Regions from separate parts of the Mus musculus genome. Here all the other regions are linked to region 2. Evidence: chromatin loops called from intact Hi-C (ENCODE). Cell type or tissue: heart. All regions are shown on one strand.

Region 1 (2,500 bases), 50 kb after region 2:
AGTCAGGTTTCTGGGCTTGAGCAACAAACAAGAGCCATCACCCATGAGCCCATCTTACAGACTCCATAATCTGCCTCCTTTACACAGAAGTAGTCCTCACAAGTGATGTACATGCTCTAAAATGGCAGCTTTTTCCTTCCAGAATCACTTAGTCACATAAGGTCACATACATGACCTTGAATGCTGTCTGATGAGACACATACTGAATTACAAATTTGCAAAATCCTAGATTTTCTTCTAACATCGTCATTAGAGACAGGGATTTTGGGAGCCACCAAGAAGTCTCTAAAGGAGAGAAGTGACTATAAAACCTGGACTAGAACCAAGTAGCCCAAAGATGTCATCTTTTAATGCAAATAAAAAAAAGCCATGAATTTTAAATACCCATTACTTTCATTGATAATGCTCCTTTAAAACAATGTATTTAGATGTGAGCACAAATCAGTGGTCCGTGCAGTTTTTCTTAAGGGTTCTAGTGGTTTTATGCTGTTGTGCTCGTCACTGTAGTAACAGTTTGGCCAACAGCAATTCTCCTGTTGCTTTGCTGTTTGCCTTTTCCATGTGACTGAATGGGCTGCTGGCCACACTCGGGGTGGGGGAGGGGATCGCAGAAGGAATTGCTACCCTTCTATAGCTCTGTTTCTTGCATCCATTAAAAAAGAAAAGCACACTCTTTTCCTCACATTTCTGGGCAGGCAACTGTGCTGTGCCACTTGTACATGTTCAGACAAAAACTAGCTTTTAAAATTCCAAATATTTAAATTTTTTACTTCAGTATATATCTTTGAAAACAAAAACCAACCAACCAACCAAACAAACAAACAGGCAAAAAAACCAAAGAATACTTTCCTCTGCAGCTGTGCGAGCATCGCTGTGCTTTAAAAATTATGAGTTCCTAATATCAATTAAGGCTCAGGCCCTGCTGGGATTTTTTTTCAGGTGTCTTAGTTGTCTAGAGGTAGATGCTATCCAATTATCCCAGCATCAGCGGGGCTAAGATTAACCACGGTTTTTAAGATTACACCAGCATATTCTCTCCTGTTACTTGCATTCTTCCCAGTCCCCTCCCCCACCCCCAACCTGTGGCACTTGGAGATACTTTGTTGGGTATTGTGCTGACACCCTGTCAAACCTTCAGCGGATGCCTTTCACACCAGAGGATCCCATTGCTTTCCTCGGTTTGAGGTGTCCTTAAAGTGCAGTTTCCTGTGAAGCATTTCTTTTTGGTTGTCAGCTAGGCTCATTGGCTGCTCTGAAATTCAATTTCTGCTAGAAGGGCAGAATGCATGCTTAATTATTTTTCTTTTTCTAAAATGAGGAATTGGGTTAATGGACACAGCAAATAGTTTCAAATTCAAATTAGTCTCTTTCATTCCACATTCAACAGGTTCTCTTATATGTGGGATCTCCAATTTGTCCTGTTCAGCCTTTTTTTTTTTTTTAAACTGTTGCTCAGAAAAGGACTGGGGTATGAAATAGGTTCTACTGTGTCTAAAAGACTGCTATTCTGTACAAAGCTTACTGTACTTAGTAAGTAGACATTGAGAAATACTGTAATCAAACTTGTAAATAATGTTAAATTGAGACCGGATATTCTATAATACTCTTGAATGTATTGCTTTACACTCTAAAAACCTGTGATGCTTTCATCTCTGGCCACTATTCTATTTTTGATGATTCATTTCTTTTATCTTAAATGACAGATTAAAGATTGAACTGTGGATTGGTAATTTTATGGATTTTAAAATTAGGCTGGCATAAAATTCATAAAATTGAATCCTAGGTGAGAGCCTGTGTTCCTTCTTTCTCTCTTACATGGGCATATTTCATGCATTGCCTACAGAAAGGCTATGATGCTAATAAGGGGAGAAAGAGGATGGAGAGAGAGAAAAAAATCCACGAACATAATGTATGACAGCCCATGTATTCTGTATTACAGCTGACCCCACACACATCATCCCTTATTCTTTCTCATCTCAATCAACTCCACGCCCTCCTTTCCCTAATGGAAATGCCCTTTCCTGGATTCTTGAGTTTTGGGTTTGTTTTGTGATCCATTTGATTCAACCAGGGCTATCTCTGTGACCACCCCATTGAGAATATTCATTGGAACATGATAGGGAAGCTTCTACAGTACGAAGTTTCCTCTAAATGGCTTTGGTGTTAATTTCTCCTGCATGGGTTTCTTCCTCTAGCCTCTTCTCCCATCCCCTATCCACTTTAACACTTCCTGTTCCGTTATTAACTTTAAACCATTTATACCAGTACATTTTGTCTCCTCTCCCTTTCTCATGCTTTTCTGTGGGATGTTAGTAATTTCCATACCTTTATGGGTATTCCAAATAAACCAAACATATCTGAAGATTCAAAGCTAACATCACAGATGAGAGAAAACATGTGATGTTTATCTTTCTGGCTCTGGGTAACCAAGGCTCAGGGATCCTTGCAGAGGAGGGGGCAGAGATGATGGGTGATCAAAAGGAACAGCAGGGCTGTTGCA
Region 2 (2,500 bases):
AGTTTTTCATTATGCTTATGTAGGTGTGCATGCATGTGCACACACATGCCATGGTGCCCACGTGGAGGTCAGAGGGCAACTTGCAGGGCTCAGTTTTCTTCTTCCTCCATCTTTACTCACTAAGCTTTACAACCTCTCAATCTCTGCCCTCTCCCCCCTCCCGCCCTCCCCCCCCCACCTCTCCTGTAATTGGTGACAATCCTACTTCAGTCCCAGAATTGTTAAGCACTTGTTTAATCTAGGCCACAGTGCTCAGGCATGAAACACCATACCTGTCCATAGTATGTACCTCGAAACCTAAAACTATATTAAGCTGAGTGTGTGTTTTAACAACACAGGTACACAGGATAGTGACACTATCCCTTGTTTCGGGAATGTCACTTTAAAAACCCAATTCAATTATTACCAGCTTTCAAATATACCGTTGTCCCTTCCACAAAGCAGGGTGCCACTAAAGTCCCCAATCTACACTTCCAAGTCCATCCAGAGAAATAAAGAAGGTTGGTATTACTATTCTAGGAGTCAGAACTTCGGAAACAAAGGGCTCAGAGACCTAAGGCTAGATGCCAGGTTTCCAGATTCCCAGGCCAAGGTTCTTTTCCTACATGACCCTGCCCTAGTGTGTAGCAGGGTGCAGCCTTTGGCACTCGGGACAACCACACATCCTGATCAAAGTGGGAGTGAGAAGAGGCCAGTCTTTGGAGCCCTGCCACAAAGCTCCAGGGGAAGTCGCCTTGGGTCTTCCAAAGGACTCCCAGGTAGCTGTGACAGGTGGTGGCGCGGAGGGAGGCCAGGTGTCACTCGGTGGGAGTCTCAGAGCCGCCGGCCCCGCCCAATCCCTTCCACTGCCTGCGCCCAGACGCCCCCGCGCGCTCGGGTTACCTGCGGCCGTGGGCGGGGCGGCCCTTCCCGTCTGCGCCGGCTCTGGCCTCCAGCGCGCGGCGGCCGGGAAGTGGGAGCAAGAACAGAGGAGGCGGAGACTGCCGCGGCTCCAGCCGGGCCACGCTCCGAGGCGAGGGGCTGCATGGCGCGGCCAGCGCTGCTGGGCGAGCTGTTGGTGCTGCTACTGTGGACCGCCACCGTGGGCCAAGTTGCCGCGGCCACAGGTGAGTGTGGTCCCCGGCTGGTGACAGCCACCAGGGGGTTGGGGGTGGTGGTGGTGTGTGAGAAGGACGAGGCTTGGCAGGGACTTGGGCCGGCGGGGCGCCAGGAGTTCGATCGCCTTGGTCAGGGTGCGCGCACTGAGGTGGTCGGCCCTTCGATGTCCCGTGCTAAGTCGCCAGCCTTTGCCTTTCATGCTGAGTCTCCGTGATCCTGTTGGATTTGAGGGACCTGGGTGCGGGGGGGATTTCCCAGGCTCTGTGGCAGGGAGAGGGGGAGCCAGACCCGGCGACTGGCCATCTCACTTCCCTTGAGCACTAGGGAAGAGCCAAGAAGGCTGGCGTCTAGAGGAAGGGGACTGAAGGGAACAGATTTTTGCTCAAATGACTCTTACAAAGTGGCTTTGCCTTTGAAGGGATGAGGAACCTTGGGATGGCGACTAAGTCCTGGTGAGCTGGAACTTCCTGAGGGCTCCTTGCCCTGAGCCTCTTAGATGCTCAGTTTGGAAGTGTGGCTTTTAGCAGTGGAAGTTAAAGGGAGTCTAAAGATGGATCTTAGTCCTAGTAGCAAAAGGACACAAGAGGTCAAGGCTTCCTCTGGCATTAAGAAATCTGCTGAGAACGCCTGTCCAGCATCCGGACAGACCTCTTCCAACTTTAATAAACAGTATTTCGTGGAAGATAATCTTAAATTTACAGAAAAGTTGTACATTGTTTAGGAAGTTGCACCATTGCCTTAATGTTTGTGAACAATTTTTAACTAATGAACTTGGCAGTTGCTGTGAAAATCGAAGGTGAATGATTTCCTCATGGACTAGGCTTGGCAAGCGTGGCAATCGGGGCCTTTTAAAATAGGTTTTATTCTCTCTCTCTCTCTCTCTCTCTCTCTCTCTCCAACACACACACACACACACACACACACACACACACAGAGTTGCTAACGAATGTTTACCAAGTGTGCTGTGTTTTGAAACGAAAGCTGAAATGTTAATTAGGAAATCCCCATGCTCTGTCAACAAAATATATGTAGTATCTATGACAGGCGGTGTTTCTAGGGGCTGAGGATGTAATAGTGAGAAAAATGGACCAAGTCCTGGAGTCACGAAGCTAGTTACATGTACTCTTGGCAAAGGGTGTGTGTTTCTGTGTTAAGGTAAGATATGTCACATACCACTAAAGTGCTATGGAGAGAAACAAGATGAGAGTAGGGAGTTACAGCTGTAAATGGCACGGAGTGGAGTGGAAAGACTTTACTGAAAAATTAGTGTTGAGTGACATCTGAGGGATGCTTAAGTTCAGCAGTTAATAATTGCCCTTTTTTTCCTGGGTTCCTGGAGAGGGTACCTAAGGGCTTCATGCAAGCTAGCTAAGTGCTCTAGGGCTGAGTCACACTGATAATT
Region 3 (2,500 bases), 72 kb after region 2:
TAAATGACAGAACAGGACCTGGAGGCACATATCTGGAATCCCAGCTGTCCGGAGGATGAGGCAAGAGGACTGCAAGTTAGAAGCCAATCTGGTCTACATCTTGAGACACTATCTAAAAAAAAATGTAGATACAAAAAAAAAAAAAAAACCACAGGGAATTTGGGAGTGGATGAGAAAAAATAATTCTATTTTGGATACGTGGGTTGTGGAGTTCTAGAGAGAATCATTAGGCCATGATTTCCAGACATGATCAGGCACTCAGGGACAGCTTTGAGCTTCAAAAGTCAGGGGCAAGTAGCCCATGTTTTCTCTGGCATTTGGAATCTAGATTTAAGTGTGAGTATGTAGAGGGGAGAGAAGAGCAAAGGTGAAGAAAAGGAGGTGAAGAAGAGGACTAGAGGGAGGGAAAAGAGGAGAAGAAGAGAAAGTGATGGGGTGTGTGTGATGTGAAAGCAGGAGGAGAGACTATTTGAAGATAGGGAAGCAATAGCAAGGAATTAATAATAGCAAGAACAAAATATAATTATTTTATATGATTTAACACATATATGTATATGAATCGTTATAATGTGCTCTATTACTGTGCATGCAAATAGAAGTATATATTTATATGGCTGTTGAGATGGTTCACTGATGGCTCACTTGCTGCAAAGGTGGACAACTTGAGTTCAATCTCCAGGATGCACTTGGTAGAAAAAGAGAATCAACTCCCACATGTTGTCCTCTGACACCATAGGCATACCAGAGTACCCATGGATAACTAAATACCAATATCCAGGATAAATAAATAAATATAACATTAAAAAAGAGGGAGGGTCACCAGAGCTATTCACCAGAGAAAGACCAAATAGTTTGCAACCAGAATTCACTTTGCCTGTCTTCTTCTAGCACAGGGCCAGGAAATCTAAGCTTGCTATACAGTCTTGGGTAGGAGGTGGGAAAATGAGTACTCACCCTGCCCTTGCTGCCCAAGAGTAACACACTACTGCCACCTGGGGGCTGCACATAGAAACTGTAATGGCAGCTTTATGAAAGCCATTTGAGAGGACATGACCCCTCCTTTTTATGAGACTTTTGTCTCTCACTTTTAGTTCTTAAAATTCTATCATGGTTTTGTATCTCAGTTTTGTTTCATTTTGCTAACATCCTCTTGTGAAGTGGAACTGGATCTTTGTTCATCCATTTATTTACTGATATTCATTTATTTATTATTCAACAAACATTCATTTAGTAACTATATTGTGTTGGACACTGGGCATACATTCATGAGCGAAAACATATATATCCCTCCAGCAAACTGAATTCTAGTGTAACTTGTAGGGGGGGTTAGAGAATTGAACCAAGGGCCTTGTGCCTGCTAGGCAAATGCTTTTCCACTGAGCATGTCTCCAACCTCTAATAATTTTAGTGTAGAGACCACTCTGAGGGAAAGGCTGATGATGCAGTGAGAGCAGGTAATGGGGGAGCCTCAAAAAGTAGGTGAAATTTCACTATATAGACCAGGCTGGCCTCAAACTCATGACCACCCTGTCTCAGCTTCCCAAGTGCTGGGATTGCAAGCATCACAACCATGTTTGGTTTGAACTGAACCAATATGATCATTGTCCTATACATTCAATTGAACACATAGAACGAGGTATCTTAATATTCTAGCGTATAAAGTCTGGATAAAAATCAAGATATCAAAATTTTCCTTTCACATTCCTCACTAGTTCAACAGTGGATTAGACACACACGCTGAGGGTGTAGCTCAGTGCTAGAGCACTCCTGTAATATGCACAAGACCCCAGGTTCCATCCCCAGCACCAGGAAAATAAAATAACAGTTACAACTGTAGAGGGTATTTTTGAGTTACCACTGGAGAAGCACTTAAAGTCTAGCGCACAGTAAGCACATAATATATGCCACTCTTCTCACCTGTTTATAGAAAGAGCTCTGGCTGTTAGAATACTGAGATTGTTTCAACACAGGGCCGTGGCAAAGGTGTGACTTCAGGTGTTCAAGGACCCACTCCAGCATTAGTAGTGGTTAGCAAAACAAGGAATAAAGAATTGAGCTTATACATGCCAGCAAGATTTTGCTGAAAGGACCCTGATATAGCTGTCTCGTGTGAGACTATGCCAGTGCCTGGCAAATACAGAAGTGGATGCTCACAGTCATCTATAGGATGGAACACAGGGTCCCCAGTGGAGGAGCTAGAGAAAGTACCCAAGGAGCTGAAGGGGTCTGCAACCCTATAGGTGAAGCAACAATATGAACTAACCAGTACCCCCAGAGCTCATGTCTCTAGCTGCATATGTAGCAGAAGATGGCCTAGTTGGCCATCACTGGGAAGAGAGGCCCCTTGGTCTTGCAAACTTTATATGTAGGGGAACTCCAGGACCAAGAAGTGGGAGTGGGTGGGTAGGGGAGCAGGGTGGGGGGAGGGTATAGGGGACTTTCGGGATAGCATTTGAAATGTAAATGAAGAAAATATCTAATAAAAATTGGAAAAAAAGAA

The links. Peaks named below come from ENCODE experiments on the same cell type or tissue, not always from the same donor. Only the 100,000 strongest peaks of a DNase experiment are listed, where the experiment ranks them.
Region 1: it touches region 2 in a loop (2.1-fold over the local background); 2 of 42 quality-filtered maps call a loop at or near these places.
Region 3: a loop joins it to region 2, with 3 times the contacts of the local background. A loop is called at or near these places in 6 of 42 quality-filtered maps.

What each region holds. Positions count from the first base shown.
Region 1 is chrX:36,161,187-36,163,686 of GRCm38, forward strand. The region is part of intron 10 of Il13ra1 (interleukin 13 receptor, alpha 1); the gene reads left to right. The region is part of intron 2 of Gm42406 (a long non-coding RNA gene); the gene reads right to left. Among named protein-coding and RNA genes, the nearest start is that of Zcchc12, 33 kb to the right of the region's middle. In heart, no CTCF peak of the experiment used is centred here; no DNase peak of the experiment used is centred here.
Region 2 is chrX:36,111,170-36,113,669 of GRCm38, forward strand. It overlaps Il13ra1 (interleukin 13 receptor, alpha 1), which reads left to right and starts at 939. Exons shown (of 11, transcript NM_133990.5): 1 at 939-1,106. The coding sequence starts at 1,025. In heart, no CTCF peak of the experiment used is centred here; a DNase peak (open chromatin) is centred at 1,032; H3K4me3 peaks cover 1,171 bases; H3K27ac peaks cover 871 bases.
Region 3 is chrX:36,182,850-36,185,349 of GRCm38, forward strand. The region is part of intron 2 of Gm42406 (a long non-coding RNA gene); the gene reads right to left. Among named protein-coding and RNA genes, the nearest start is that of Zcchc12, 12 kb to the right of the region's middle. In heart, a CTCF peak has its summit at 1,013; no DNase peak of the experiment used is centred here.